4 separate regions of the Mus musculus genome follow, and all the other regions are linked to region 1. The links are chromatin loops, found by intact Hi-C in ENCODE. Cell type or tissue: heart. All regions are shown on one strand. Each heading gives the region's core, and the rest is flanking DNA. Links, peaks and the distances in the headings are about the cores only.

Region 1 (6,050 bases), core at 2,018-4,517:
TGCGAAGAAAAAGTTTAAGACTAATGAATTAACTATATAAAATATTGTTAATTTATTATCTGTAACTTTAATTATCTGCATATCCTGGCCAGAACTATTTGTATATACAATGCTGTTTTATGGTGGATGGCCTGCAGGGGGCAGCAACAGCTCACAGTTGTCTCATCAGCCTTCGCATACTGTCTTCCTGTTTCCCTTATGATAGCTATAAAAGCTATAACCCATTTCAGTTATCCATGTGCCCCACGGTGTGATTTTCTCTAACATTTTATATTGTCCGGGTTTTATATTCCTTGTGTGGGTGAAGGGCCATGAGCAGTAAATTATTTAATTAAACAGAAAGTGTACCGAGCCACAGCTGACCAACTCAGCTACAATCTGGGCCCAGATCCAGTGCTTTGAGTCAGTCTACCCCAACATCTACACCATCTGCGAGCCGCCGGAGCACGTGAAAGGGCCGGTCCTGCAGAACCAGAGCTGCAGGATCACCATGACTCTGGCAGGTTCTCCAATAGGGGCCAGCAATGGTCCAGTATGTCTGGTGCTTCAGAAACCAGAAACCGTGAACCAAAGACTCATTGCAATGAATATTTGCAAGTACAGCCATCTTGGCTAGTGTGTGTGTGTGTGTGTGTGTGTGTGTGTGTGTGTGTGTGTGTGTGTGTGTGTATTATGACACCCACAGTTTCCAGTGTCACAATGAACAAATATTCCATACAGAGATAGAAAAGAGAGCAACGGAGCAGTGAGCAAATGGTGGAGAGGGTGCAGAACTAGAAATGTTATGGTGGTAATAGAAGTGAGAGAGGCCTGCGGTGGACGGTGGGGGTGGGGGCGGGGCGGGGGGGGGAGACACATGTAGTTGCCAAGTAGGGACGATAGGGGATAGGGCGGTGTGTAGCAGCCTGGAGCTTGCACTCCAATTTAGCCCCTCCCCCTGCCCCCTCCACAGGCTCCCCAGCTGCACAGTTGCCATGGTTCTGAGCAACAGCAGGGTGTCCAAGAGGAAGAACAGATCAATTTTTGGAATGAACCTGCTTGAAAGACCTCTCTTGAAAGACCTCTATGGTCTGTGCTGTCCCCCAAGGCCACTTTGGTATTCACGGTCCACTGCTTCAGACTGTGTTGAAGCCCGAGGTTCATGTGGATGTCTGTGATCTTACAGCAGCTGGGAGCCATGTTGATGTCCCTGGCCCAAGGTACCATTGAATGCCGCACAGATGTACTGGGTCTGAGCTGCCTCCTGAGGCCACGCTGATGTCTGTCTGGGTCCCTGTTCCTGCTTCAGCCAGGGTCTGTGTTGGTGCCTATGGCTAGTGTTACCACCAAAGGTCATGTGGATGTCCATAGTCTGTGCTGCAACCTGAAGCCATGTTGATGATGTCTGTGATGGTTTGTATATGCTTGGCTCAGGGAGTGGCACTATTAGGAGGTGTGGCCTTGTTGGAGAAGGTGTGTCACTGTGGGCTTTCAGACCCTTGTATCTTCTTGTATACCAGTCTTCTCCTGTCTGCCTTTGGATGCAACTGTAGAACTCTCAGCAATAAACTCTTCCACATTCCTACTAAGATGGCCCACTAAGCCCCACTTAAAGCATCCCACTGCTTTTCAAAATCCACATTTTTCTGAGTAAAGTATGGTCAGGCTTATCACAGAAATACCCCACTCCTGGTACCAACTTATGTCTTAGCGTTTTACTGCTGTAAACAGACACCATGACCAAGGCAACTCTTATAAGAACAACATTTAACTGGGGCTGGCTTACAGGTTCAGAGATTCAGTCCATTATCATCAACGTGGGAGCATTGCAGTGCCCAGGCAGGCATGGCACAGCAGGATCTGAGAGTTCTACCATCTCTATCCAAAGGCAGACAGGAGAAGACTGACTTCCAGGCTACCTTGAGGGTCTTAAAGCTCATACCCACAGTGACACACCTACTCCAACAAGGTCACACCCACTCTAACAAGGCTAAAACTACTCCAACAAGCCCATACCTCCTAATAGTGTCACTCCCTGGGCCAAGCATATACAAACCATCACAATGTCTCTGAGCCCTGCTGCCACTGAGAGCCATATTTATTCGAGTGACCTGCGCTGCCACCTGAGGCTATGGTGATGTCCTGGTCTGTGCTGCCATCGATGACCATGTCTGGGTCTGCCTTCCTACTGCAGCAGAAGGCAGTACTGATGTCTATGGTCTGTATTGCCACTGGAGAAGATGCTGAAGTCCATCATGTGCTAATGCCAGAGACCATGTGGATGTCTTGTGGTCCATGCTGTATCCAGAAACCATGTCTGAGTCTATGATCTGGGCTCCTGCTGATTGTGAAGGGCAAGAAAGCTATGGCTGCCATGGTATTGATGATGGCAGACTCACAGTTGAGAAAGAGTGACATAGAAGGCTTCTGTGACAACCTTTACCCACCCCCCCATCCCCAAGTAGTAAAAACCTAGAGAGAAATCTACCAAAGAGAACTCCTAAAATTGTGATAAGGATACTGAAGTGAAGCTCTCCACAGCTGATGCCTTCTGGGGGGGTGGGGGGGATGAGGGCAGGGAAGGACTCAGTTTTATTAAGGAACTGGCCACTAGAAGTTTGATCATGCTCTAGTGAGTATATGGGCAACACAAATTGACTTGGTTTCCCCCTCTTCTTGTAGGGAGTTAGGGGGAGGTCACAAGGGTGGGTGGGAGGTGGACCTGGGAAGACTGGGAAGAGAGTGTGCTTGGAATTCATGATATGAAATTTCCAAATAATCAATACAAAATATTGTGAAAAAAAATGAGCAACCCTTATAAAACATGATATAAATAATATTGAAACAGTAACACCTAATCACCAACTGATTTTCTTGTAAGAGCAACATACTTTTAACAAGCGTTTATAATAATGAATGGTTTGCTATTTGATTGTGATAGTTTCAGGAGAGTTCTAGTAAGACTTTTTTTTCTTAAAAATTATTAAAGGATTTCCAGCTGTCAGATAACATAGAAAACAAAACAGACGATGTTTATTCCATAAGTAGTAAAAAAACGAAACGCATGTTTTATTTACATTACTTATGCTTGAAGACATGCCCCGAGACTCCTCTAACAGAGGCCGTGTCTGCTGCTGTCCCCCTCAGGCAGCAGCAGGAACTGCCTCATGGCTGCATTGTTGAGGGCATCTAGATGTGGAGGGTTCATATGGTCAGGCAATGAAGTCTTCACCTAGTTATTATTTTCTGTCTTCCTGAATGAGTCTTGTAGGTTGGTCTACATGGAGTCAGGTTCTGATTCCAGAGGAGAGCTCACTGTGTAAGTCAACCACACACGGCTCTGCTGTCAAGAGAAACATGATCGGTGGCCCAGGACATGTTGAGCCTTTAAACAGTACAGTGGATAATGCTGCAGGGACTGCATAGATTAGATGGATAAATGGAAAAATTAAACAAATAGTAAATCATAAGAGATCTCCCAGTCTTACTACCCATTCACTATTTGTCCTATAATGCTGGGGGTATTCTAGATTTGTTGGTGTTGTGAAGTAGCTAGATTAAAAGGTGCTTACTTTAATTTCTTCATGTTCTGTTTTCTGTAATTTTGATGTGAGGAATGAGTTAGGAATCACTGTTTTAAGAACGATCACCCAGTCATATCAACACTTACAGAATCTATTCTTACCCACTGCTGGACAATGGCGACAAGTAGTAACAATTATCTCTACAGTTTTCTCTTTTTTATTCTTCTCTCATATTTTACATCCCAACTGCAGTTTCCCCTCCTTTCCCTACCCTCAGCCTCTCCCCCTGCTGCCCCTTTCCCCCAGATATCACCTCTCAGAAAAGAGCAGGCCTTCCAGCGGACATCAACCAAACATGGCATAACAAGCTGCAGGAAGATCAGGCACACACCATCACAATCAAGGCTGGAAAAGGCGCTTTTAAAAATTACTATTGATTTGTCTGTTCTTAAGGAGTGTTTAAATTATTCCAATTTTATTCATATATTGATTTTATGTATATGAGTGTTTTGTGAATGTATGTAAGGCCCCCGAAGGCCAGAAGACATTGTCTGATCCCTTCGCTTGTGTGTGTGTGTGTGTGTGTGTGTGGTTTTCAAGACAGGGTTTCTCTGTGTAGCCCTGGCTGTCCTATAACCTGAACTCACTACTCACTCTGTAGACCAGGCTGGCCTCGAACCTGGAGATCCCACCTGTCTCTGCCTCCCAAGTGCTGGGCTTAAAGACACCTGGCTTTTTTTTTTTTTAATTCTTTTAAACTGTTTGGCAAAAAGCTTTTTGCTTATTTTTTATTGATTAATTGTGAATTTTACATCATGTGCCCCAATTATACTCATTTCCCCCTATTCCTTCTGCCTTCTGCCCTTGCATCCCCCCAAAGAAAACAAAAAATAAAAATAAAAACAACAAAAAAGGAGAAACATACCATTGGGGGGAAAAACTAAAAAAGTCCCAACCAACCAACCAACCAACCAACCAACCAACCAACCAACCAAAAAAAAAAAAAAAAAAAAAAAACCCACAAAAAACATTTTGCTGTAGTGTGTTGCAGATATGCACTGTTTTTCCTGCACGTATGTCTGTCCTATACATTTCAGTTGGTATCTCTTTACATTGGCCTTAGTCTTGACTTGAGCCTTTTGCTGTGGAATGGAGGCCCATGTCCACAGCTTGACATGGCCTTCCTTAGTGTGTATTTTTGTTGAGCTTTAGTTCGCTATACATTCTTGACACTAAACTCTCATCAGATTATACGATTTCCAAGTTTCCTTCCATTCTGTGGATTGCCCTTTTACTCTGGTGAAATTGCCTTTCTACACACAAATTTTAGACCTTTTCATGGAGTCTGATTTGTCGATTTATTTCCTTTGGTGAATAGGCCTGTTAACTGGACATACCCAAAAGATACCACTCACAACTCAAAACCTCTCTGCTTTAAGTGCTGATGAGGTAATTTTGTGTTCTCAGATTTGCTGTACAAGTTAGGTGATGTTATATTTTACCTCCAGTGAATAAAAAGTGAAATTCTAGCTGATATTTAGGGTGTCCTGTGTAACACAGATAATATCCATAGAAACCTAGGAACACAAGCAAGTCCTGGCTAGCTTTTGCCAAACAATTTGAAATTCAAATTTAGATAAGGGTGGGGTCCTCTGCAGGGCTCAAAACTATATTTATCTCCCCTGAGTGTTGTTGAGTGTTCTGAAGATCTGATTGGCTCTGGCCCACGACCTCTCAGAAAGGCTTTCCAGGTCTCCCTTGGAAGCAATCCCTAAGCCAAGGATCCAACACTCTCCTTTCTGCAGCACTGTGGTCACATGCTCCTCCTAGGGCGCTGACTCAAGCTGCCCGGTTGTCAGCCACCCCATGGCCACTGACCATAAAGATCTTTTTATTGGAGCCCCACAGAGGCAGAGCTCATCAACTGGTGCCTGTGTGGAGAACTTTAAGGACTCCTAAGCTGGGGAATATCTATAAATAGGAGTAAATTGTGTTCAAATTGCAGCTGACAAAAGCAGGCCTGCTCATTCTTCTATCAAGGCTCTGTAAAGCATGCACCATTAGTGATGGCGACTAGCAACCCTCTGTTGCCTAGCAACCCTCTGTTGCTCCTGCCTACACTTCTTGGCTGTATGTATTTGTTCACACATCCTCCTTTATCAACAACATCATCATTAGACTGCCGTCTGTTTCCCTATATGTCACAATGGCACACTGGCCATTCTGAGTTAAAGGCACATGAGAAACAGGTGTGACGACGTCACTTTAACCTTTGCTCTGGATCTTAAAAGTGTTGTTAAAACTCCCTTGTGAAAGACTTCCTCCTGATGGCAGAAGGAAGAGTGTTGTCCTCTGTGGGAGGAGGAGTGGACAGGGTGGTGTAGTAGACCTGGGTCACCTGGAACTTGGTCTGTACAGTAGACTGACTTCATCCTCACAAGGGCTGGGATTACAGGTGTGGGACACTTTGCCTGGGACAGAACACATCACTCTTGTCAGCAAGGACAGAACGTGAAGACATGTAACATGTGCAAACAGACCTCACTA
Region 2 (6,050 bases), core at 1,196-3,695, 85 kb after region 1:
TTTCTCTCTCCTTTGGACAGCAGAATATTTTTTTCCTCAGTGTTGTTCCATGTGATTTCGAGGTCCTTGGGTCATATAGAAATGTAGGGAAATGGTGGTAGTTTATTGGAAGGAGAAGGGCTCACTGCATACTTATATCCCTGAAACGACATCTTTAGAGCTGGCCTCATCACAGTTGTGACTATTTCTGCTCCAGTGAAGAGAATTGTTAGAATTTGCTGGAAACTGAGGCTTACTAACAGTTTTTGTTTAAAGACCACAGAGATTTGTAGACTTAGGAGCTGATATGTGTACTACTTATAGGTTCAAAAAATTGTTTACTTATGTGTCGTAGAAGTGTTTATTTTGAGGAAACTATTTTTTTTTTTGCCAAATTCTACTTAGTCAAATCATCTTCTATGTCTTGCTGTTTTTTAAATCATTAAGCTATCATAAAATATTTTTTAAAAAAATCTCAACTATATTGATAACCTGCAGTGCAAAATTTTAAATATAGTCCTGTTTTTCCCCCAAAACATAAACATGCCCCATCCTTTGGGTTGCTTCTTGTATGCCACAGCTGAATTATATTTATTATTTTGCAAATAACCATTTTAATATTTGATAAAGCATATTTATGAGCATATTTCTTACTGAGAAAATGTCTGTTTTATTACCTTTTTATATTTTTCAAAGTATTCAAGTTTTTACCTATATGTCTTATAATAAAATAAATAAAATCTTTGAAAAGGAAAGCATTCTGCTATCCTCCATGCATAAGACAAGTATGAGTCTTTTCCTCTGGTGTTTAGAACAAGCTGTGTTTCCAAGGGACAGACAGTTTCCCCTGCCATTAGCTAAGTCCTTAGCTATTTTTTTTTTTTTTAAGAATCCCCAAGTTCTCTCCTTTGGAATCATGGTTCATAGAAAAGAAGAGTTATTTCTGGCTGATTGAATTGGGAAGGATTTGGGGTCAAATAAAGCTGAGCTAGAATCAAAGCCGATTGTCCTTCTACTTTGGTCTGGCAAATTCCTGACTGGACAGATGGACCTCGTTTTGTCCCTTGAAGGCTCATGGTCTTAGGCTTCACTAAAGCATTAGGGGGGATTTAAAAATGTGTGTGTGTGTGTGTGTGTGTGTGTGTGTGTGTGCTTGCGCAGTGGTGATTAGTGATTTTCAGCCTAAGATCTAGCCAAGCAAAGCTTAAACCAAATTGCCCTCTCAGCCACTAATATGGCTTGGCGTGGCTCTCAGGGCAGTTTTGCAAGGGCAGTATGTTACCCTTGTTGGAACAGAAGGCTCTGGTGGTCTTCTTTTGCTCTCTTCTGGCTCCCCCTACACACTTCTTCTCTTCCAACCCACTGTCTTTCTGAGGTTGTAGATACCCTGATGGTGATACTCGGGAAGTCTTCCGAACCGTCTCAAGCTCCTGTAGTTTTCATAGGCAGCCACCATGCTTTGTTTGGCTCCTTTTTTCCAAGTTGAGGGCAAAGGTTCCCTTCTGTGCGCTTTATGCCTTTGGATTGCTCCTGGGAATTGCACAGGGAGCGGAGCTAACAGGAAAGAGTCAGGCTGCACAGGCCTGGGATGGACTTTGGCTCTGCCTTCTCTTAAGCCAGAGTGTATCTCTGGATTGACATTCATTTCTAGCTTTCTCATCTGTGAAATGGGCTTGCTCACCATCCTTCTGAAGTGGTTGTGAGAGTGACATCTGTTTGTGTTGTGCAATGGGGGTTGTGGGGGGTGGGTGGGGAGGGCTTGGGAAATGTAAACTTCCATTGCTTGGTCCTGTATATCCTTCCTTCTGGGAAGCTTAGAACTGGCTTTATGAGTCTGTTTTTCTAAGTTCAAATGGAAACCCCTTCAAATCAGAGACTACTATGCCTTTTTCCCTCAACACCCCTACTTTTCACTGAAGCACCTTATACTGGTTTGAACTTTCATGGTGTTTCCTTGTGAATTTCACAGACCTTTTGTGACTCAGTGAGGGAGACAGAATTCTTTACTTCACACGCACACACATACAACACACATTGTCTGGTATACATACTGTGAACACATAAAACTATACAAATTACAAACAGCACACACAGATGACACATATACATTTTGCTATTAATTTTCCCTGTTTTAAAACTCAACTTCCCTTTAAATTCTTTCAGACAAGTCCCTCCTCCCCTCAATGGCTAACAGAAGACAGACTTCCTAGCGCAGAGATTTGGCCAGCGTTGTTGCCAGGGCTCACAGCTTGGCCCAAGTTGTAGATCATGGGGCTACACTGCAATCCAGAGAGCTTTTGCTTAAGAGTTATAGCTCTAGAGTCAGACAGACCTGAATTTTGGCACAGTAGATACCACTGAGAGTGACACTGTTCTCTTCCAGCCTCATCTTCTCATCTCTAATGTCAAAAGAACTAAGTGCCTGTGGGACTGGATGAGACCCATGGAACCACCTGGGAGAACTGTGACCCTTCCCCTCTGCTGCAGTACAGGCCCCTCCTCTCACACAAGCTTATCACACACCAGGCACTGCTTGCTGCTGGGAACGCAGTGATGACTAAGACATTGTGCTTATCCTTGGAAACCTCATGAGCAGTAAATCTGACTGTCCCCAATGAACAAAGACAGCATCGTTGGAAAGAGGAAAAAACCACAAAAAACCTCATTTAGCCATATTTAAGGAACAAAGGATGGGTCAGAACAGCTTGCCTTCAAGAAGCTTATGGTATAGTCCATAATGGTGGGGAGTAGGCAGGATGGTGACTGAAGACAAGAACCTGAAGTGTGCTGTGAAAGACAGTAACTGCTGTGTGAAAAGTGAGGGAGGGAGAGGAGAGGGAGACAGAGACACGGACATACAGAGACAGAGACATACAGATACACAGAGACACAGACATACAGATACACAGAGAGAGACATAGACATACAGATACAGAGAGACACAGACATACAGATACACCGAGACAGAGACATAGACATACAGATACACAGAGATACAGATACACAGAGACACAGACATACAGATATACAGAGACAAAGACATACAGATACACAGAGAGAGATAGACACAGACATGGTGTATGAGAGTGATCTTGGTACAAAGGAGACTCACAGACAAGGTTACCGTGTAGAGGTTGGGACAATAAAGTTACATTTAGAAGACTTCTTGGAGCCACCAAAGCTGGAAGAGCTATGGAAGGGTTTTCTCCAAAGACTTCATAGGATCTGTGTCTCAAATGACAGTGATCCAAGTTCTAGCACCTAGAACTTCAATAGCATTGATTCCTGTTGTCTTAGCCACTAAGCTAATCTCAGCAGTGCTAGAAAACTAACACCATGGGTCATTTAGTTGACTGAGCCCCACTCCATTCATCTGGAAGATGCCTCTCAACTCCCAAGAATGTCATGCGACCTGAATGTCTTGTTTACTTATTAATTTGTCTTTCAAGAGGTGGATGCTAAGTTTCAAACCTAGGGCAAGTGGTCTAGGTGCCAGTTTAACATATCTAAGTAGACCTGGCCTCCTGGTTTTCCTAGCATCCCTCAGTCCCTACTTGTTACAGAGTATGGCTGACATACCACTTTACTCTGAACTCTCCAGCCCGGGGGCTGTGCTGCTCATTCTCCAGAGGCTCTTCTGTATGTAATGCAGACATCTTGGGTACCTGCCTCTGTTGTACCTTTGGCCTCCTGGTTGCTGTACCCGGTTCCCTCTCTACTTTCCCACACCTTCTCTCCCCACATGGCCCAGCTCAGTCTGGTTATGTCCACTCTAGACTTCCCCAGATACCCCTGTCTTTGCCTTTGGCTATGCTTTCCCTTTTATCTACAATAAACTTTCTCCTCCACCATACTTAGGAGCAGTCATGTCCTTTACTTTCTCCTCCCTTCCTTCCTTCCTTCCTTCCTTCCTTCCTTCCTTCCTTCCTTTCCTTCCCTTCCCCTTCCTTCCTTTCCTTCCCTTCCCCTTCCTTCCTTCCTTCCTTCCTTCCTTCCTTCCTTCCTTCCTTCCTTCCTTCCTTCCTTTCCTTTCTTTCCTTCCTTTCCTTCCTTTCCTTCCTTTCCTTCCTTTCCTTCCTTTCCTTCCTTTCCTTCCTTTCCTTCCTTTCCTTCCTTTCCTTCCTTTCCTTCCTTTCCTTCCTTTCCTTCCTTTCCTTCCTTTTCTTCCTTTCCTTCCTTTCCTTCCTTTCCTTCCTTTCCTTCCTTTCCTTCCTTTCCTTCCTTTCCTTCCTTCCTTCCTCCCTCCCTCCCTCCCTCCCTTCCTTTCCTTCCCTTCCCTTCCCCTTCCTTCCTTCCTTCCTTCCTTCCTTCCTTCCTTCCTTCCTTCCTTCCTTCCTTCCTTCCTTTCTCCCTCCCTCCCTCCCCCTCCCTCCTCTCTCTCTCTCTCTCTCTCTCTCTCTCTCTCTCTCTCTCTCTCTCTCTTTCTTTCTTTCTTTCTTTCTTTCTTTCTTTCTTTCTTTCTTTCTTTCTTTCCTCATTCAGTGGGAGGGACTTAAGTGAACAGATAAGCTAGGGAGAAGTTGCAAGGTTATGTTGAGTTTCAAACTGGGAAGTGTTGACTTGGTTCAGGAAGCAATTTAAATGACTAATATTCCCAAACACGGTGTGCCCCTGTTGCTACTTCAGGGCACCTCAGGGATTGAGGAAGCTGGCTGGAACCAGAAGGAGAGATCCTCCTCAGGTGAGCAACAGCTTTGAACTGAGTGCTGAGTGAGGTGATTTCTGCAGAGTCCTTCAAGTGCTGATGAGGTTCTCTTAGGATGTGTATGCATGTTAGAGAGCACACTTAGAGTTCATATGCATAGCGGCATAGATTTATTTACATGTGGTATGCATGTTAGAGAGCACACTTAGAGTTCATATGCATAGCGGCATAGATTTATTTACATGTGTATGCATGTTAGAGAGCACACTTAGAGTTCATATGCATAGCGGCATAGATTTATTTACATGTGTATGCATGTTAGAGAGCACACTTAGAGTTCATATGCATAGCGGCATAGATTTATTTACATGTGTATGCATGTTAGAGAGCACACTTAGAGTTCATATGCATAGCGGCATAGATTTATTTACATGTGGTATGCATGTTAGAGAGCACACTTAGAGTTCATATGCATAGCGGCATAGATTTATTTACATGTGGCGTACTAGCAAAGTAGTAAGGCCTGGTCCTCACAAATGCCAGATATCAGAACCGAAGGGCTTAGGTGAGACACAGAAGCTGCACGAGCAGGCCAGATGCATGTCAGGCAAGGCCCAACTTCCATGATTTCACTGGAGTAAGGATGTGGGTTACAGGTACCCCTACACTTCCAGTGATTGGCTGGCTGAATCCACAAGGAAGTGAAGAACTCTATACAGGGCACCAATGTACTGAAAGCAAAGACAAAGTTTTAAGTACTGTGTATTCTCATGTTGGAGAGCTGAATACAGACTAGCTTCACGTATCAATGAGACAACCAGACTCTTATCTTACTTCACATTTCAATATTTGTGTTCTCCAAATGGAGAGGCTATCGGTAGCTTAAAGTATTTCAGAGCACACCAAGGACACTGAGCATCCAAGAGGAACATCCCCATTCAGAAACTTCACCCAGGCCACTTTCAATTAGGTTTACTGAGGCAGTGGTCACATAAGTAAGTAAGTGAATGCCAAGGTGTCCCTGCATCTCCTACTCCATAATGTGTTTAACCTCCAGTTTACCATTAGGCTGTAAGAAAAATCACGACGTGTGAGAGATGCTGAGGCGTGGTCCTGTGAGCATCACCCAGAGGCCCCACATGGGTGTCTGAGTAAAGAAAATGTGCAGCTTTCATATGATGCTCTGGTATCCTACTGGGGACATGAGCATCCAAATTTACCAGGGAAGTACACATGTGTGACTATTAGAACATGGGAATGGAACAGGGTAAGGAGGCAGTCAGCTTAAGCCTTCAGCTTTAATTTGTCTAAAAAGCCACAATCAGACATATTTGAAAGTAGTTATTTCTTTCTCTGTAAACACTAGACCAGTCAAAGCAATGAGGTAGGAGTGGAAATCCTAGTTAAAAGAATCCAAAGGCAACTG
Region 3 (6,050 bases), core at 1,689-4,188, 240 kb after region 1:
TTGGAGTTACATTCAACCATTTCCTCTCGACTTCGGCTGCTCTGTTTTTGTCCCAGTCGATGTCAATTTGATTAATGCCCTGTAAGGCCTTAAGTACTTAATACTCAAACTCTTCAAAGAACTGGAAAGTTTTACTCCAAAGTACACCTCATTCTCAAACGAAGTGGCACAGGGCAAGTGTTTTTTGTTTTTTTTAGCTCTAGGAAGATGGTGGGAAGGAGAAGGCTTTCCAACTTACCTCACTCTCCTGCTCTCCTTCAGAGAGTAAATGTACTGTTTTCTAGGCTTGGGGAAAGTGGTACCCAACACCTTAGAAGTTCATAGAATTCTTGGGTACACATTTTGGTGGAATCCACAAATGTATGTTCTCTAGTTTTCAAAAGTTGATTCCCCCCTTCCCAAACTGAGGATTCAACCTAGGGCCTTGAGCTAGCATGCTCTACCACCAAGTGACAGCCTCAGCCTCATTCCTCATCTTCAAACAGCACTTAGATATGCTACCCAGGCTGGGCTTGAACCTTAGATCCTCGTGCCTATTTATGTCGAGACTACCGAGGATCTCCATCCTGCTAGCCAGAAAACTGCCCTCCTCCCTCACTAGGAAACTCACGAGCAGACTCTGCTGAGCTCATGAACTGAGCAGACAGGTCACGAAGAGGAGCTTGACTTTTAGTAACTGTGGTTTCATAAAAAGTAAATTTGTCTTTTTCCCCTAGTTCTTGTCACAGGAGTCTTCAGACCTTTCCAATCTCTCTAGCAGTATTAGTAAAGCCTTTTGTTAAAATATACATGAGAGAAATTTTTGATAAGCTGCATGTTATAAAATGTATGTGAAAGATCCCATCAAGGGACTGAAAATTCAAACAACTGTGAGAAAAATTATCTAATTAGAAGTCCTATCTAATTTTTAAAAAAGATTGTGATCCAAAATATGCAAAGAACTCTCAAAGTAAACAATAAGTAAATAAACAACCCAGTTAAAACAGCAGACAAGTACTTCACCATAGGAGACACAGATGACAAACAAACCCAGGAAAGGTGCCCAACTTTGTGCCATAGGGAAACACAAGGCAAGAGTCGCAGCTGCATCCCTGTTAGAAAGGCTCAAAAGACCAAATAGCACTGGTTTGGAGTTGTAGGAACTCTCGTTCACTATTGATGAGACTGCAAAACCATATGGCTACTTTAGAAAACAGACAAATTCTTCCCAAACCAAACATACTACTATGCATAATACGCACAATCACAGTTCTTAGTATCCCACCAAATAAATGGAAACTCAGTGTCCTGTTGAAAATTCACACACAGGTCTTTATAGAATTAGCTTTATTCCTAACCGCTCAGGCTTAGAAGCAATCAAGACATCCTTCCGAAGGTGAACGGTGTGGAAGTAAAGGTAAGTGGCCAAATGGAAAGGCAAACAGCATCTACTCTGGACTTGGTGAGGCAGAAGAGTCAGGAGCAGCAGCTTGACAGATATTCAAAGGTGGGAAAGGCTGGGCCATCCTCTCGAGCAGGTCCAAAGTGAAGCTGCTGGTGTGGGGAAGCAGCAGCTGGGAAAACTAGAAGTGGGTCTCCCCTGTGACTGGTTAGGGATGCATCTTTATTTTCTTCTGGTTGATCTCAAATTGGAAGAGATAGAAAAGCTGTAATTATTGATCTCGCCTGGGCCATCTGAGGCCAGTTGCAAAAGTTATTGTTTATCTTCCTGGATTGCCACAAGAAAGCAATCCAGCACTCTGACCTATGTCAAGCTGGCTTTCATGGCTGTTTATTCTGATAATAAAGGAGCTGGTTTCCAGGACAGGCTGCTGCAGGTCAAGGACCAAAGCTCTATTTTCATAAAGTGTACAGCTACTGTTTAAATATTCAGTCTCTTGGAGGACAAAGTATGGTAAATTCAGACAATGGAATACTGCTTAGTGTTAAAAAAGAAATGATCTATCAAGAAGACATAGAGGAAAATGAAATGTGTATTGCTGAGTGAAGGAGATGGGACTGCAAAAGCACACGCTCTACTATTTCATCTACATAATAGTCTGCAAACGCAAAACTAGGGAGACAGCAGAAAGTTCACGTGTTCCCAGGGGTGGGAGGCGGGGAGAGGGAAGCAGGGCACAGAGGGTTTTCAGGACAGGGAAACTCTATAATGTTGTAATGATGGATACATGCCATTGGATATTTGTACAGGAAGTACACAACCACAAGTGAACTCTAACTGTGATGGCTACTTTTGCTGTCAACCTGGCCACATCTGGAATTAAATAAAACTCAAGCTGACGGGTTCACCTGTGAAGGATTCTGGAACTTTCCATCAGGAGGCAGCCATTGTTGCAATAGTTGGGCCATAAACTATAAGTCACTCTAATAAATCCCATGCACGCTGGTCCTGTTTCTCTAAAGAACCCTGACTAATCCACTAATGTAGGCTATGGACTTGGTATCATAGTGATGTGGCAACATTGTCCGGTCGGGGGATGGGACTACCGGGGCTGACGGCAGGGATTATGTGGGAAAGCTCTTACTTTCTGTTCATTTTTGCAGTGACCCTAAAACTGCTCTCAAAACAGTCCATTTAAAGAGGAAACTATTTTAGTGCTCGATAGTGATGAAGGTGGCCCAGAGTATTGAATGCACCCAATGTCATGGAATTACAGACCCTAAAGTGGTTAGTTTTTTAAATGTTACATGAATTCTACCTCAGCTTAAAAATTGGGCATGCCCTGAACACAAACAAATACAGTGCGGTCTAATTTAGGCCTTGGCTGGCCGAGACCCAGATGTATCCGGGCCTTCTGGTTCTGAAGCCCTGCCTTGGATAGCGATGGAATTTCCATGTTGACATTTCCCTGGCATAACTGTTTGTCTCTGTCTTCCAGTCCTCTGGGTCAATGTGCTTCAAAAGCAGGACACCACAGGCCCCAGGAAGTTCTACCAGTCAGTGGTGGAGGTGGGGGAGGGGGCAGCCAAGCTGCTACTGTGGGTGAGGACATCTTTCTTACCACTTACACCAGAAACTTGCTGTTCCTCAGACTTTCTCTGTGTCACATCGGCCTGTGACACATGTGCACACAGTTTCACTGAAGGCTCAGGAGAAATGGAATCACCACAGGAAAGGATTCTAGCTTGGGCTTTAGGCCTCACCTGGCTCTGTCCACCCTGGTCAGTTTCCAGGCAGACGTGTCTCTCGAACTCAACCCGCAACCATGCTGCCAGCCTGTGCCTCAGAAGAGAGAACGATTTCAACTTTCTCTATCTCAGAAGTTGGGGAGCATCCCCTGTTCCCACACCTTGTAACCCCTCCCTTTTCTCCTCCACTGGCACAGAGAGACCTAAAAGTCAGAGGTGAGCAAATCTAGGAGAAGCTGATTGTACAAATACATCACTTTCCAGAAGAGGAAAATGTGGAAACAGACCAAACCTCCAAAAAGGATTCAACCTCTCTAACTGACAGAAATTCCAGACACTCTTCCATGGTATGCCCACTAAGATTAGCCAAACCAACAAAGGCTTACTAATGTTAACTCTTAGGAGGATGTGGAACAATTGATGTTCTATAATGGGCATTTCAGAATTATATGAAATAATAAATGATGTGCCCAGCCTAGAGCAGACATTCTTCCTTCTAGGCTCAGCATCTTCTACTTCATTTTCTTCATAAATGAGAGTGGTTTAAAGTGTCGTCACATCGACAGCAACATTGCAAGCCCTGCCTGTCCCCAGCTTCGTGTAACCTCTTTGCCAAAGTCACGGCTTTTTTGGAAGGAGTGGATCTGTGTCAGCCCTTGCAGACCCTGGGCCTAAGGAGCCTTGTTCTGCCTGGTGGCTCCTGGTGCTCCTTCTCTGCTCTCATAACCAAGAAAGTCAAGAGACTCCCTACCCCTCAGGCAGAGCTGCCTTCAGGCACTCTGCGACATTAGGCTTTGCTAGCACCTGGTATCTGTGAGGCACAGCAGGGTCAGTGTTAGGAACCAGAACACTCAGTGATGTTCCTTCATAAAAGAGTCACGAGTGTGAGAGACAGACAGCAACCCACACTCTTATACTATACTTCTGATGTGTGCACCCAAGGCTGATAAGACCATTCTCTCCAGGGTCCTAGAAAGACTAGAGAAGCCCTGCCCACCACAGAGGGAAAATAAATACAGAAGCAGAGATACTGGTGATAAAGAGGATGCTGCTGCTGGCATATGCTGATGCACCAGGTGTCATGAACTGGGGTGCCACTCACAGAATGCCAAGAGATCAGGTTGTTCTGTGTTTGCGCCCAGTTATAGAGTAGTCATAGACAGTAAAGCTCAGAGGGAATCCTTCAAATCTATTGTAGCTCCAGTTGGAAATTTCTATGAACAATGCAATGCATAATGTAGCTTTAGGGCTACAGAATCAGCACATTTTAGGTGGACGGACTTGAACTGACATTTTAGTGAAGTTCTCAGGAGGCAAATGTCTCCTACCATAAGGGGAGTCAGGGGAATCACTGTGAAGACCACTTGTGATAACCTAGGTGGCAGTGGATACATGTCAGTCATACTGTGTCTTCTTTTTAGGGTCTCTTTACTGCTGAGCAGTTAGCCCCAGCACCAAAGGGACCCATAATTGTTCCTGTCACAACATAAGTTCCTTGTGTCAAAAATTCCTTTTAAAAAATATTTGCTTTGGAGAATATCGTTGAGAATTCCTTCAAGGAACATATGTCATTACTAAAAGGGCTGTCATTACTATTTGCTTTGATTATGATTTTGTGGAACATATTACTTTGAAGGTATCTGAGCGTAGTTTAGTCTGTTACACACCATGAGCCACTCTGGTGACATGTTCTCTTAAGATATGTATTATAGTTGGAAAGGAGGAAGAGGAGAAGCAGGTGTGGGAAACTGCAGTCTCCCTGCCATTGCTCTACCCCAAACACGCCACTCTCCTGGACATGGCCACATGGGCCTTGAGAGTTTCTATTCTTACCTGAGCTCCTTCCATGGTCACTGTGTCTTCTCCTTCCCCCATGTCCCTATCCCAGCTCTCCACTATTGTCTCAAAAGGTAATGATGCAGAGGAGAGGCCCCAGTGGGGTTTTACACATTGGCCCAGATCTCTTGCTCCCCACAGTTTGGGGTTGTTCCCTGGTTACCAGAGGAGTCTGGCCCAGGCTCTGAGAAAGTTTGACAGCAAACACTTAGAAACACCAGATGCACTCCAATGTTTAGGCAAGCCTGGCAGAAGATTCCCAGTGTCGGGAAGCAGTCCTAGCAAGAACCCACTCCAAATCCTCCCATCTCGGGCTGTGCTTCCCCTTGTTGTCTTCCCACAGTCATGTCATTGCTTACAGATGGGAAACAAGCGTGTGCTCTGTGTGCTCTGCCAAGCTCTCCCCTGTGCACCTCTGATTCTGTGTCAAGCACTGTGCCTTTCAGAGTGGTCTCTCTACATCTTATAAAACTCAGACATAAACACGGGGTCTTGCTCTCAGAAAGGAGGAAGGGGGCAAGGAGAGATCCAGTTTTCCTTTTTATGATTATAGAAAATTCTAGTTCACTGGAGTTTGTGAAAACTCATTGATTCATATACGGAAGTTGGAGTTAGTGAGGTCAGAGCAGGATCCAAGAATGTGCCTCAAGTTCCCAGGCTCAGAAGCCTCTGGAAGAACTACTTAGAAAAGGGTGGTTCTGGGAGCCCTGATATATGAGAAGCAGGTGTGATCCTGTTAAAACTGTGATGCCGAGGCCACCTCAGAAGACCAAGTAGTCACTGCAGGATACAGCAGCACAGTGTGTTCAATCAGTCTAAGCCTGTGATTCCCAGCCTCCAAGAACATAGGGTCATTTAGAGTAGGCATGGCGGTGGGCAAAAGCTGGATGCCCGGACTCCTCCTTACCTAAGCCCCAGGGTTCAAAACATCCAGGTAATTAAGATATAGTCAGTCCTCGGAACTCACATCCTTCAACTAGATAAAAGTAGCCAGCTGTGGGTTGAAGACATTCTAAAACTAAAGTGTGCCTTCACTGGGTATATACAGGCTTTCTTCTTGTCCCTGTTCCCTAGACAATGCAGCA
Region 4 (6,050 bases), core at 1,301-3,800, 73 kb after region 1:
CGGTTGGAACCTGTTTTACATCACTATTTTCTCATTTGTCAGCGTCTGGCTTCTTGTGGGACAATTTAGAAAGGCAGACTCTTTTCTTTAAACATATCATTTTTGTACCTCCTCTTTCCAAAAAAAAAAAAAAAAAAAATGTGAAGGTTGGAATGAGCCCTCCACCCTTTACATTTTTGGGAGTGTTTTACGTATGCCAATGGAAACAGTTCAAGATACTGCCCAGACACACAGTTATAGTATTAATGTGAGGCTCGTGTGTGTGCGTGTGTGTGTGTGTGTTCGTGTGTGTGTGTGTGTGTGTGTGTGTGTGTGTATGTGTGTGTGTGTGTGTGTGTGTGTGTGTGTGTGTGTGTGTGTGTGCTTGCCTGTGTGCTTGCCTCTGCATGATGGTTAGAGGCCAGAAGGGGACTGTTTGGATGTTTTCTGTTGCTTTTCACTTTGTTTTATAAATCAGAGTCTTTCCCTCACCTGTCATTCCCTAGGCTGGCCAGCGCTGGTCTCTGCTCATCTCTGTCCTGCAGTCCAGCACTGCAGCTTCATTCCTGTGGCCGATGCCTGGTTTCTGTGTAAGTGCCAAGGGTCTGAACTCAGGTCCTGTGCTCGCTTAGCAGCACGTTCCCACTGAGCAATCTTCACAGCTCCCCAATGTGAGCTTCTTGCTACTCCTTTTTTATTTTTTTAAATTTATTTTAAATTATGTGCCATTACCCCATCCCCCAATGTGAGATTCTTATCAGTGTGAAGAAGTAGGATTAAGAGATGGTGTGATTTGCTTACAGACACCACAGTGTTTCTGTTGAGAACAGTCGCCAGAGCAATAGACCTGGGAGGAAATGTGGATATCTGCGTGGAAATGCCTCTCCTCAGAGACGTATTCACAGTTGGGTAGTTGTCTCCCTGCCCCTCCTTCCTTCTCCATCATCTCCCTCATTGTTTCCATCTTTCTTCTCCCCCCCCCCCCCAGTCCTTTTTCCTCATTTTCTTTCTACATCCGTGTCCCTTCCCACCGTGTTAACATTGAGGAAAAACGTGGCTGGTGAAGAGCCGTATCCAGAGCTTTATGGTACCCAGAATAGACTTTAGTTTGGCCACCTAAAGTCTTCCTGAGTGGCCAAACTATAGTCTATTCTGGCTCTGGCTCTTATCTTCCTTGTGCATAAATAAATTTGGGGCTCTGCCTTTGAGACTAAGGCACTCTCCATCTTTCTTATTTGGTGGATTCTACCTTTGCCAGCTTGGTCCCTGACAGACCTGAGGTGCAGCTGGTCACTTGGATAATTCCCAAATCGCATAGATGCCTTCGTGACACCGTTGTAACCACAGAGCAGCCCAGCCACTCCAATAGACACTGGTGCTGGCTGCTTCCCGAGGGGCCGCCAGCCAACCCACAGCAGAAGCTGGCTGGAGAAGCAGATGGATGTGTTGGAAAGGCTAGCATGGACTCTAAACACAGCATGTGGGAAATGCCCACGTCCCCGGGAAATACCCATGTCCTGGGGAAGAGGTCACTTAGCAGTGCAGTTTAAAATGTACTTAAGGCAGGTTTCATTGCAGGGCCTCTTGTTCTCAATCCACAACTGTAGTAAGGGCAAGGTTCTCCAGGCCCACCAGAACCACAGGTCTTTGCAAATCTTAGCAAATGATAGAAGCAGTAGGGCTCTCTCAGGGGATTGAGCCTCCTTGTATCTCCCCATGGCTGGGAAGTCCTGGCTCTAGGCCAAAGTTCCAGCCATGCTGAGCAGCTCGGTTCTGAGATGCGCTGATTGGGGTGTGATTAAATTTCTGATGGAGGAGATTCAGCATTGTGGCCAAAACAGGGGGATGGCAGTGTTTAGCACAAGCTGCTTGGAGCCAACCTGCCCCTTTTCAAGATCCCCTACTCTTTCCTCCGACTCTTCTCTTTTGGATCTCTTCCAGAAGAAGGAAACAAAGCAGTATGTCCCAAGTCAGAGATAAGAAGTCAGGAAGCAGGAAGGGCCTGGTTGCTTCTCAGAGCATGCTCTGAAGGTGGTCTGTCCACTCAGGGTGGCTGTAGCCTCATCCTGGAGGCCGGAGTCCCGCTCACTCAGACGGATCTGTTTTCTTGGCAAAGCTGGACTCGCGGCTTGGGCCTGTTTCTTTCCTCATCCTTTATTCAGACAGCTTACAAGTGCTCTGCTGGGAAGGGCGATTAAGTAGCACTAAGTGTATTTTTCCAGTGTCCACCTGATAAAAAGAAAATAAAACAAAATCAACGATTGAACTGTCATTTTTTTTCTCCCTCACTCCCCTCAAGGGGATAGGGGAGTCACATGACTACGAGTAACTGATTTAGCCAAGTGGCTGCAACTCAGTTTGCTGCAGAGCCGCCCCCTCCCGGCGGGAGCGCTGACGTCACGGAAAAGCCCCGTCGCGGGGCTGCCGGGCGCGCTATAAACGGCGGCGGGCAGCGGAGGCTTCAGGAGGCGGCACTGCCAGCGGACATCACACAGCCTCGGACTGCGGAGCCCGCATCGCAGACGTCAGGCGTTGCAGCAGGCGGATCGACGGCAGACGCCCACCCAGCGCCCAGTGCAGCCAAGTAAGGGGCCATGGCTGAGGGGCAGTCCCAGTGGGAGCCTCTGTGGGAAGGGGCGTTCCTGGTCTCCGAACTTTTTAAGTTAGGAAGGCAGCCAGTCCCTAGACTCCCTAGGTCTGTACCGGGGGTTCTGCCGTGGGAGAAAGAAGTTCAGGCGCAAAGGATGCGCTTCTGATGGGGGTTTCTAAATTCAATTTCGGAGGAGTGTCACCTTACAGATTAGGTGGCCAGGCGGCAGACTTCAAGGTCTGCTGTCGCAAGTCTGTCAACCCAGGGACTGTTTTTAAGACTTAAAAAGAAACCGGCTGGTTCTGGATCGTGGCATAGGTGTGATGTATGGAGTAGGGTGTGTGAGCTGAGCGTGATCCTTGCGCTCACGCGGGGAGCTTGCTGAGTTAAAAACCATAGAGCGGTTATCTCGGGCAGTCTTGGCAGAACAGACTGCCTGTCAGGCAAGGCAGTCTTGCAAGGAAAAAGTTGTAGGAAGTTGTTGAGTGGCTTTTCACTGAGTCTCTGATCTTCTAATTTACGTCAGAAAGGTGCAATTTTTAAAATAAATAATTATATACAGTAAAAAAATCATGGAGTGGACGACGTTCCTTAAGAATGAAGCCCTTTTTGTACAAGTGTGATGTGTCTGAATGTGAGCAGGTCCTTCCCCTCTCAGAAGAACCAGCCTCAGGGCTGCTACGCTAAACAGTTTCTGTAGATAAGAGGGTAGAGCTGAGGCATAGCACTCAAACAGAAACTGTCCCACTCCCCAAATAACGGCCTCTTCAGTCAGGCAGCTGGAGGACATCAGGGCAACCTTACTAAACATGGAAGTTCCCCCAAAGTGCCTGTCCAGTCCAGCCAGGGGAGTGATGTCATTGCCGCGTGTTTCCCACTGAGGCTCAAGACTGCAGGATGCGGGGGCAATTAAGAGCCATGTTTAGACAAGAACAGTTAACCTGGCCAGCTGGTGCCCAGCAGCTCTAACTTGTTGCTGATGGTAATGTCATTTCTGGAGGCAATGGGTTCCTTCCAGCTGCCTCTGTGCCAACTCCCGGTGGGATTTCCAAAGCTCCTTTAAGGACAGAGGGAGCTTATGGGCAATGGATGGATGGTGTTACTGCTACTACAAACGACAGCCTGATTGAGAAGCTAGTTACTGAGTGTGTGTGTGTGTGTTGTTGTTGTTGTTGAAAATTTTGCTTTCTAGGCTTAGGGACAGTTTAGTGGTTGATTCTTACATTAAGAATTCATACCCATCAAATGAAGCACCAAAGACAACTGTGTTGAGCGCCCCTGGGCCTGGCTCATTCTTAATCATATTGCCATCTTTACTGCTCTGATTCCTAGGATCCCGCAATGACTCTGAATAATGTCACCATGCGCCAAGGCACTGTGGGCATGCAGCCACAGCAGCGCTGGAGTATCCCTGCTGATGCCAGGCATCTGATGGTCCAGAAGGATCCCCACCCCTGCAACCTCCGAAACCGCCACTCTACTGCTCCGGAAGAGCACTGCCGGCGGAGCTGGTCGTCCGACTCCACAGACTCGGTCATCTCTTCTGAGTCTGGAAACACCTACTACCGAGTAGTGCTTATAGGGGAGCAAGGAGTGGGCAAGTCCACCCTGGCCAACATCTTTGCAGGTGTGCATGACAGCATGGACAGCGACTGTGAGGTCTTGGGAGGTAGGTGGCCCAGCCCCGGTGGGCTTCTGTCTTGTAAGCAGAAAGAGTGAGAGGGAGTGGGTCATTTTTTCTGCAGAATTGGGAGCCAGGCATAATGGTACACACTTGCAATCCCAGCACCAGGAAGGAAGAAGCAGAAGGGCTAGGAACTCAAGGTCATCTTCAGATACAAAAAGAGTTTGAGGCTAACCTGGGCTATGTGATTCTGTCTCAAAAAAAAAAAAAAAAAACAACAAATTGAAACAAAATGTATCTTTAGGATTAGGAGAACCTATACCTTCTCAATACTGAGATGGTGACAGAGGCCTAACTGCTGGCACAAAGCCTCAAGCACAAAAAAAGACAAGACAGGAGGAATACATGTACGCAGGACCAAATCTGTTGACCCAAGTTATCAAGGGGCTTTCTGAAGGTCAGGTCTGAGGGGTCCAAGAAGGCTGACTTGACCCTGGACTGGTTTTGGAGAGTTCACTACTGGAACGTTTTCTGTGACTATGCATAAAACCGAACCGATTTGGAAGGGAAAGAAACCTGCTAGAGTGGATCGATTAGTGTGCTTCCACTAACATTAGAAGCATTTGCAAGTGTAAGTAGGTCAAATGCTGTACTTGAAGTAGCATAATAACTTAAAAAACTGAGCTATGAAGATGGTGATAAATGCCCTGCATAGAGCCTGACAGGTCTCCAGATGATTTTCTGTATATGACCTATTTCCAGGATTTATTTATTTAATTCTTACCTATTTCTAGACCCACTTTGTACAAACATACATACACAACAACAGGTGGTAGCTTTTTAATATTCTGGGGTGGAAATTACAACTGGGTAGCCAGTTGTTGTCATACAATGTCCTTCAGCTAGAGCTCCAACATCAGTATATGTACCTGGAACAGCTGCACCCCCTAATTACAGCTGTAGAAATGGAGGGAGGATTGTTCAGTGTCTGTCCCCACTTTCAGTTAAAATGAGAGGAGTAAGCTCGGGAAAGATGGCTTAGTGGCGTCTCATTTCTCTCTATTCAACGTGTGCAAATCTTACTCCTCACTACAACAGCCCATTTCATGGAAAGGGTTAATTCTCCTCAGCTGTCTTGGTGTTAGGGAGTTAGTGCTTCAAGAGGCAGCTCAGGGACTGCGGGCCATGAATGATGGCTCCCTGATGGCTCCCTGATATAGCATCCATTCCTTTCCCCACTTTCAGAATCTCAGAGTCAAGGAGAAACAGGGCTGGCCTTGTGCAGTTGCTTTGCTCTTTGTATGGGCCACTGGGTGCTAGAAGACAGCGAAGGAGGAAGGAGATAATACTCAGAATGGGCGTGCCTAGTGGGAGGGGCCTTCCTGAAGTGCCTCGTGGTTGCTGATGTTTATTTCAGTCCTTTCAGAATTCCTATGCCCATGCATGAACAGGGTCTTGGGGAGGATGATTGGCAGATGGAGACCCGCCCTTCCGGGAAGCTGGGTGTAGAGGCTGGGGTTTTAGGATCTTATGTTGTTGCTGCTTTACACTCCTTCGACTAGCCTGGGTCCTGTGCTCTGTGTGTCCCTTCCTAATGTTCTCTAGATAGTACATGTCAGTATCTCTACAGGGCTGGAGGCTGACAGAGCTAAGTGGCTCCTAGGGCTGGCATCCAAACCTGCTTGTGGTTTAACCAAAAACCCACTTTCTTTTACTGTCCTCTGGATCTAACTTTCAAATGCTGTTAAGTACACAGCACACGGGTCAGCACCATGTAGACTTTGGGTACCCAGTGGCGGCTGAGTGGTGAGGCACTCAGAGCCACCGAGTGTAACTGAGAACATGGTGGCATTAGCA

Evidence for each region. Hi-C counts contacts between places; a loop is a spot of excess contacts. Peaks named below come from ENCODE experiments on the same cell type or tissue, not always from the same donor. Only the 100,000 strongest peaks of a DNase experiment are listed, where the experiment ranks them.
Region 2: a loop joins it to region 1, with 2.7 times the contacts of the local background. A loop is called at or near these places in 6 of 42 quality-filtered maps.
Region 3: a loop joins it to region 1, with 2.5 times the contacts of the local background. A loop is called at or near these places in 2 of 42 quality-filtered maps.
Region 4: it touches region 1 in a loop (2.4-fold over the local background); 6 of 42 quality-filtered maps call a loop at or near these places.

The regions. Positions count from the first base shown.
Region 1 is chr4:11,628,044-11,634,093 of GRCm38, forward strand. No RefSeq gene overlaps it. Among named protein-coding and RNA genes, the nearest start is that of Gm11832, 16 kb to the left of the region's middle. In heart, for the core only: a CTCF peak has its summit at 3,113; no DNase peak of the experiment used is centred there.
Region 2 is chr4:11,714,019-11,720,068 of GRCm38, forward strand. Gem (GTP binding protein (gene overexpressed in skeletal muscle)) reads left to right here. Exons shown (of 5, transcript NM_010276.4): 5 at 1-975. Among named protein-coding and RNA genes, the nearest start is that of Gem, 13 kb to the left of the region's middle. In heart, for the core only: no CTCF peak of the experiment used is centred there; a DNase peak (open chromatin) is centred at 2,383.
Region 3 is chr4:11,867,036-11,873,085 of GRCm38, forward strand. No RefSeq gene overlaps it. Among named protein-coding and RNA genes, the nearest start is that of Pdp1, 96 kb to the right of the region's middle. In heart, for the core only: no CTCF peak of the experiment used is centred there; a DNase peak (open chromatin) is centred at 2,866; H3K27ac peaks cover 246 bases.
Region 4 is chr4:11,702,004-11,708,053 of GRCm38, forward strand. It overlaps Gem (GTP binding protein (gene overexpressed in skeletal muscle)), which reads left to right and starts at 2,444. Exons shown (of 5, transcript NM_010276.4): 1 at 2,444-2,563; 2 at 3,902-4,238. The coding sequence starts at 3,911. In heart, for the core only: a CTCF peak has its summit at 2,330 (motif pointing left); DNase peaks (open chromatin) are centred at 1,398, 1,728, 2,388 and 3,438; H3K4me3 peaks cover 2,243 bases; H3K27ac peaks cover 2,443 bases.